3 separate regions of the Homo sapiens genome follow, and regions 1 and 2 are each linked to region 3. Evidence: read pairs that join two places in POLR2A ChIA-PET (ENCODE). Cell type or tissue: PC-9. All regions are shown on one strand.

Region 1 (2,500 bases), 98 kb before region 3:
AGAGAGAGAAGTTAATCCCGCAAAGCCCCAGCAAACTCCAAAGTGGATCAAAGAGCTTGACTGCGAGGACTCTGAGACGCTGTGACCACAGCTCAGCCAGTGACTTGCATTTGCTATTTTGGAGCCACCCAGCCATCAGGCAAAGCTACAATCTTCAGGTACATGGATTGCAGAGCGCTTTTAACACAAAACCTCATGATCTCCTATGGGAATAGGATCACAAAATGGAGGTGGTGAGAAAAGAAAACTTTTGATGACTCTTTGTCTGGTGAAGCACCCTATGCTAGGCTCAGGCTGCATGGGTCATCACATGTGGATCCAAGTCATCCACACGTGGATATAGCCACAGCTTGGATATAGCCAGAAAAGTTACCCTAATTATATCCCCAGGGGAGAGAAAAATACGCCCGCAACAACAGTGCATGTTGGCAGTGGTCTGAGAATCACCATTTGGCTATGATAGCCATGTCCCAGTTGGGACTGCCAGTGCTGGCCTCACAGAAGTCCCAATACACCAAGTTATCTGGTAGCAGAGTGGTGTTTCTGCTGTGTGTGAGTTCAGCTGGGATATTTACTGGCGGCATTCAGCTGACAAGTGGATTCGGCTGGAAGGTCAAGGAGATCTCATTCATTTGTCTAGTGCCTCAAAGTTGTTCCACATGGTCTCTCTCATTCCATGTGGCTAGCTTAGGCTTCCTCACAATATGGCAGTAGGATAGTCAGCCTTCTTACATGGCAGCTGCCTTCTAAGAGCAAGTGTTACAAGCAACAAAAGTAGAAGTCGCAGATCTCATAAGATTTGGCCATAGAAATTACACGGCATCACTTTTGTTATTGGTAAAAGCTGTCAGAGGCCAGCTTAAATTCAAAGAGAAAGAAAATACATTCCACCTCTTATGGAAGGAGTGGCAAAGAATGCATGGCCATCTTTAACCCACCATAGAGACCCAGACACTTGATGGGGCCACATTCTAAGCCCAGAATAGCTGTTCAAAACCTCAACTTGTCCAGTCCAGGGTAAAGAAAACTGACTAGGGAAAAACGCACGTGAATGCTGGGATAAAGGGGCATGCATATTACCCAGATTCACAGCTGGAGCCTTAGAGAATGGGGGATCCCAGATGACTTCTCCTTCCATAGCTTCCCAGACCATGAGAGCAGGAACTGACCACCTATATCTTCCAATGCACCTGCCCCCAGGGCTAAGTCGGGGTTGAACACAGGGGGCCAGAGATGGGGTATGCAGTGGGCAGTGGTGGTCACTGGCTTTAGGATCCTTCCTGGGCCAGGCTTTTCTTCTCTGCCCAACTTTTGGAGACTGCTGAATTGGGAAGGACTTTTACTCTCATTGCTCAAAGCCTGGAGTGACCCACTGTGATGGTTAATTTCATGTGTTAACTTGACTGAGCCATAGGGTGCCCAGATATTTGGTCAAACATTATTCTGGGTGTGTGGGGGTGGAAAGGTAGGTGTTTTCTTAATGAGATTAACATTTTAGCTGGTAGACTGAGTGTCTGAGATAGGAAAAAACCAAACTGTGTTTTCTACTCTCACACACAGTTAACAAAATACTCTTAACACAGAACACTGCACCTCTGGCATCAAAAATCCCCACACACAACCATTTCTGCAGTGGAGTCCTCTTATTCAATTCAATTCTGACACCATCTACCTGGAGACAGTGTCAGATCCCACAGGTTAAAAGCTCAGTCCTACAAGACTGCCTGAACTCCAGATGTCAATTGCAAGCCCCAGATCGTTTCATCTGTGCTTCTGACCAAAAAGCCATAAATCAAGGTTCCCACAGTCCCCTCCTCAGGTTTAATTTGCTAGAGTAACTCACAGAATTCAGGCAAATACCTTACTTATGTTTACTGATCTATTATAAAGTATATTACACAGGAGATGAACAGGCAGATGGAAGAGATTCATAGGACAAGGCATGTGGGAAGGGCTGCAAAGCTTCCATGCCCTCCCAGGTGCACCATCCTTCACATGTTCAGCTGTCTGCAAGCTCCCCACACCTTGTCGTTTTGAGCCTTTATAGAGACTTCATTACTTAGGCATGATTGAGTAAATCATTGGCCACTGGTGATCAACTCAACCTTCAGCCCCTCTCCCATTCCCAGGAGGTTGGAGATGGGACTGAAAATGCCAACCTTCCAATCATGTGGTTGGTTCCGTGGCAACCAGCCTCCATCCTGAGGCTATCAGTGTCTGAACCCCCAGCCACAAGACATCTCATTAGCATTCAAGGAGGCACCTATCACCTAAGAGATTCCAAGGGTTTTAGACGTGTGTGCCAGGAAGCTGGATGAAGAGCAAATCTGTATTTCACAACATCATGCTGAGTAAAGCAGATTGCCCTCCCCAGTGTGGTGGGCCGAATCTAATCAGTTGAAGGCCTGAAGAAAACAAAAAGTCTGCCTCTTCCTCAAGTTAGAGGGAACTCCTACCCAACTGTCTAGAACTGGGACGTGGGTCTTTTCCTGCCTTCAGA
Region 2 (2,500 bases), 82 kb before region 3:
TAGCTTAGAAAGACTGCCAAGAGGGCCCCTCTTGTTGTGAAAGACCATCCAAGGAAGAAACTACAGACTCTCAGTCATCTATTTTAGAGCCCACTCCTTGGGGAAGTCCTTCCTAGTGTCTAACTAAAATTCACTTTGCTGCAATGTGTTTTCACTGCAACCTCTGCCTCCTGGGTTCAAGTCATTCTCAAGCCTCAGCCTCCCAAGTAGCTGGGATTACAGGTGCTCTCCACCACACCCGGCTTATTTTTGTATTTTTAGTAGAGATGGGGTTTCACCATGTTGGCCAGGCTGATCTCAAACTCCTGGCCTCAAGTGATCTGCCCGCCTCGGCCTCCCAAAGTGCTGGGATTACAGGCGTAAGCCACCATGCCTGGCCTTGTTTACTCTTTTTGTGGCCCAGTAGGATCCAAGTCTAGTTGACCAAGGACTATCATTTTCTGGCAAACAAAATAATTTCTCATGCCCCGTTCACAGAGGGGAGGCTGCCTAATGAATTTTTAAAACACTGGAGTCTGGAGTTCAAGTACCCACTCTGCCACTTACTGGCTGTGTGACCTTGGGCAAGTTACCTTGGGGGCTATATGGCAGCTCCAGCTCTTTCCCCTCACCCCAGCTCCAGCCTCCCCGCCAGGGGTGAGACTTTATCTCCCAGGAGCAGGAGGGAGGTGATTTGAAGGAGAACAGAAGCGCTGCTCACTCTGCCCAGAGTAATTGGTGGTAATCCCACAGCCGGGCCTATCACCTCACTCCCAGCTGTGGGGACGCCATGGCCTCATCATCCGTCATTAGTCGGGCTCTCCTGGCGGCTCAATTGTAGAACATGATTTTAATAACCCTGGCAGGAGGGGATCATTTTTCTTTTGTCACTTAACTCCGATTCTGTTGGAGAAAGACGAGACATGAAAAGAGAGAAAGACAGGCTGACAGAGTAAAAGAGGGTACTAGGGACAGAGTCAGGGAGGGAGATGCATCTAGACAGCTGAGGAAGGGGAAGAGGGCAGAGCTAAGGAGAAGCAGGGTGAGGAAGAGGCCCGGTGTGAAAAGAGCAGACAGAGAGAGGAGCTGGGCACTCCTTTCCACCATGTGGTTCCCAGGGTTGCTCTCTCGTTCTGGTCCCCGTCCCCTGCACCCACAGCAGAATGGAGTGGTCAGGTTGCGACACTCCCGATCACACAGGCTTAGACTGCTCCCTGGGGCTCAGCTTAGGGCCTCGAGTGGGTGGACAAAGAATCCCAGTGTTGGGGTGAGGGAGGCTAGGAGAGTTCCTGATTTGGGACTTTTAGCCTAAGAGCTATAATTCCTCTGGAACGCAGCTACAATCCAGTGCAGGGGTTGACAACACACGTGGGCGTCCAACAGGCCTGGGCGGCACACCCAGCCCTGCCACATGCTAGCTGAGTGGACTTGCTGGCCTTTCCTGACCTTGGTGTTCTCATCTGTACAACGGGCACCCACTTCACACAGTTGCTGGTGAATATAGGAGCTGATGGGTGTGCCACGCCTGACACAGTGCCCACTACAGAGAACAGACAACCTGGGCAGCCAAGAGGCTTCTCGGGACAGCATGAGCTGGGGCAAGGAACACGCCAGGAACCTGTGTTCAGACTTCTTGAGGCCTGGGAGGCATCTCACCCCACCAGATACCACCAGCAGAGGCAGGAAGGGGGCCACAGAGGAACTCTGGCAGCATTCAGGGGGCCCTCCAGGACTGCAGCCCAGACCCCCGCCTGGGCAAAGCAAACTTGCAGAACCAGGACCTGAGGCCTGCAAAGCTGGGGGCACAGCGCCACCTGCTGACCATTAGGAGGACGATACAAGAGACCTTTGTCTCTTTCTCCCAATGGCCAGCTGGGATGTGGAGACTGGAGCTTCAGGAAGGCATTAGATTGGAACCCTGGGTCCTTCTTCCTGTCTCAGACCCCACCAGAATCTCCTGGACAGGCCCAGGGGAAGGTGGTGACCAGGCTCATGGGGCAGGTCACAGCTCTCCAAGTCTGCATGTTTCCCTCCAAGCCCCAGGGTCTGGGCCCAGCCCTGGAAAAGAAACATCTTTCATTCAAGTCTGAAAGACTTTTCTGTGGACTGGGGACCTCAGAAAAGAGGGGATCACCCAGTTTCTAACATGGGGAGCCACAGTCTGGTTTGGGAGAAGCTAAAGGCAGTGCCTGGAGGTCAGGGGGTTCTAAGGCATGCAGGCCAGGGAGCACACAAGAAAAGGCCTGCCCGGAGGAAGAGCCTGGACTTGGGGCAGTCGGGGTGTAGCTGGGAACGTTGCAAGGAAGAGGGACCCCTTCGCGAGTCACTAACTCAGGGAGACTCATTTCCTCCGAGGGCCAGGTCTGTGGATGGGTTAGCCCCAGCACCATCTGGTGACCTGAAATGACATCCCCTCTCTAGGTCTGTGAAATGGGTGTGATGGGACAAGGTGGAGGCCCAGGTCTGTCCTGGGCCCAGGGCTCATAGTCCAATGGTGCCATCTCTGATATCTGCTTTCTCA
Region 3 (2,500 bases):
GGAGTTCAAGACCAGCCTTGGCAACATAGCAAGACCCTGTCTCTAAAAAAATAGAGAGGGCCGGGCGCGGTGGCTCACGCCTGTAATCCCAGCACTTTGGGAGGCTGAGGCGGGTGGATCATGAGGTCAAGAGATCGAGACCATCCTGGCTAACATGGTGAAATCTCGTCTCTACTAAAAATACAAAAAAAAAAAAATTAGCCCGGTGTGGTGGTGGGCGCCTGTAGTCCCAGCTACTCGGGAGGCTGAGGCAGGAGAATGGCGTGAACCTGGGAGGCGGAGCTTGCAGTGAGCTGAGATCACGCCACTGCACTCCAGCCTGGGGGACAGAGCAAGACTCCATCTCAAAAAAAAAAAAAAAAATAGAGAGAGAGAGAAAGAAAAATTTTAAAAATCATGATGACTGATGGTGGGAGTTAGACTTGCAGAGTCAGCACTCACTTATTACTGGTACTTAGAAGACTCAGGGAGACAGACTGCCTTTAACTGGGCCCTCTTACCTCTTGCCACTTACCTTTGGAAAGTTACTTTAACTCGGCCAGGCGCGGTGGCTCATGCCTGTAATCCCAGGACTTTGGGAGGCCGAGGCAGGCGGATCACGAGGTCAAGAGATCGAGACCATCCTGGCCAACATGGTGAAACCCCGTCTCTACTAAAAATACAAAAAATTAGCTGGGCATGGTGGCAAGTGCCTGTAATCCCAGCTACTTGGGAGGCTGAGGCAGGAGAATTGCTTGAACCCGGGAGGCAGAGGTTGCAGTGAGCCAAGATCGCGCCATTGCACTCCAGCCTGGGCAAAAAGAGCAAAACTCTGTCTCAAAACAAAAAAAAAAAAGTTACTTTAACTCTCTGAGCCTTCATTTTCTCATCTGTAAAATGAGGATAATAAATGCTACTTCATCAATTATTAGGATAATTAAGTGAGAAACATACCTAGGCCTGGCATATAGCTGTTCAATAAATATTAATTATATTTTCAGTTCTGCTTGCTCTTCTCTCTCTGCCTTTAAAAAAGTTTAGAGACTGAGCACAGTAGCTCACACCTGTAATCCCAGCACTTTGAGAGGCCCAGGTGGAAGAATCACTTGAGCCTGGGAGTTCAACACCAGCCTGGGCAACATAGCAAAAACCCGTCTCTAATATTTTTTAACATATTAAAAAAAAAACCATAGTGAGACCTCATCTCTACTAAAAATTAGAAGAACTAGCTGGTCACACAGTGGCACACAACTGTAGTCCCAGCTACTCAGGAGGCTGAGACAGGAGGATAGCTTGAGCAGGGGAGGTTGAGGCTTCAGTGAGCTGTGTTCACGCCACTGTACTCCAGCCTGGGTAACAGAGTGAGACCCCCATGTCAAAAAAAAAAAAAAAAAAAAGAAAAAGAAAAGAAAAGAAAAGGAAGTTTAAATTTCCATAGAGGAAGGACACAGAACTTAGAATTAAAAAAGCTGAGTTTAAGCCTTAGCTCTACCAGTTACTAGCTGTGAGACCCAATTTACTGAATTACTCTGAACTGGCATTCCTTCATCTTATACCTGTTTTTATTCTTTATTTCTAGCATGGTTTCCTATATACGAGCACTTAATGTTTGACAATGATGGCAGAGTCTCAAATCTGTATCTCCAGTATTGTACTTTCCCAATCCCCATGCACACACACCAGGCTATTCCTGTTTTCTGGGGCTTGTTTTAATTTCTTTTTTTTTTTTTTTTTTTTTTGAGACAAAGTCTCACTCTGTCACCCAGGCTAGAGTGCAGTGGCACTAACTCGGCTCACTGCAACCTCTGCCTCCCAGGTTCAAGCAATTCTCCTGTCTCAGCCTCCTGAGTAGCTGAGATTACAGGCACGCACCACCACACCCGGCTAATTTTTGTATTTTTAGTAGAGATGGGGTTTCAACATGTTGGCCAGGCTGGTCTCGAACTCCTGACCTCAGGTGATCCACCCACCTCGGCCTCCCAAAGTGCTGGGATAACAGGCGTGAGCCACTGCATCTGGCTAGCTATTCTGGTTGTATGCCACCTTCTAAGTGGAAATGTTTGGCTGCAGGTAGGAGAAATGGGATTGTGTAGCAGGGTCCTGGCAAGTGCCTTAGAATCTGATAGTCTTGAGGTCAAATATCATTCTGCACTTACCAGCAATATGAAATTAGGCAAGTTTCCTCATTATTAAACTGGGCTAATACCTACCTCATAGAGTTCTTGTGAAGAATAAATGGGATCAAATGAGGTAATATATATACACGTGCTTGGCATGACACTCAGATGGTAGTTGTTTATCGTTTCAATCCTGCCCCAGACATGTCCTTAAGTTAACCGTCCATCTTCTCTCCTGGCTCTTCCGCTCCCACATCCCTCAGACGTCTTTTCCTCCATCAATAGCATCATCCCTCCCCACCCGCACTAGGCTGAAAAGGTGCAGTCCTTCTGGACAACCCTGATCATCATCCCCCAAATCTAGGCAGTCACCACCTACTGACAGCTTTTCCTTCTAAATATCG

Evidence for each region. ChIA-PET counts read pairs that join two places held together with the same protein. Peaks named below come from ENCODE experiments on the same cell type or tissue, not always from the same donor. Only the 100,000 strongest peaks of a DNase experiment are listed, where the experiment ranks them.
Region 1: POLR2A ChIA-PET joins it to region 3 with 9 read pairs; 2 of 35 experiments call an interaction of 5 or more read pairs at or near these places.
Region 2: POLR2A ChIA-PET joins it to region 3 with 5 read pairs; 2 of 35 experiments call an interaction of 5 or more read pairs at or near these places.

What each region holds. Positions count from the first base shown.
Region 1 is chr1:36,531,916-36,534,415 of GRCh38, reverse strand. No RefSeq gene overlaps it. Among named protein-coding and RNA genes, the nearest start is that of CSF3R, 50 kb to the right of the region's middle. RefSeq lists an enhancer at 1-31. In PC-9, no CTCF peak of the experiment used is centred here; no DNase peak of the experiment used is centred here; H3K27me3 peaks cover 2,399 bases.
Region 2 is chr1:36,515,826-36,518,325 of GRCh38, reverse strand. No RefSeq gene overlaps it. Among named protein-coding and RNA genes, the nearest start is that of CSF3R, 34 kb to the right of the region's middle. RefSeq lists enhancers at 1,560-1,609, 1,650-1,739. In PC-9, CTCF peaks have their summits at 1,575 and 1,774 (motif pointing left); no DNase peak of the experiment used is centred here.
Region 3 is chr1:36,433,968-36,436,467 of GRCh38, reverse strand. The region is part of intron 2 of OSCP1 (organic solute carrier partner 1); the gene reads left to right. It overlaps LOC107984940 (a long non-coding RNA gene), which reads right to left and starts at 603. Exons shown (of 3, transcript XR_001737976.2): 1 at 515-603. In PC-9, no CTCF peak of the experiment used is centred here; no DNase peak of the experiment used is centred here; H3K27ac peaks cover 1,651 bases.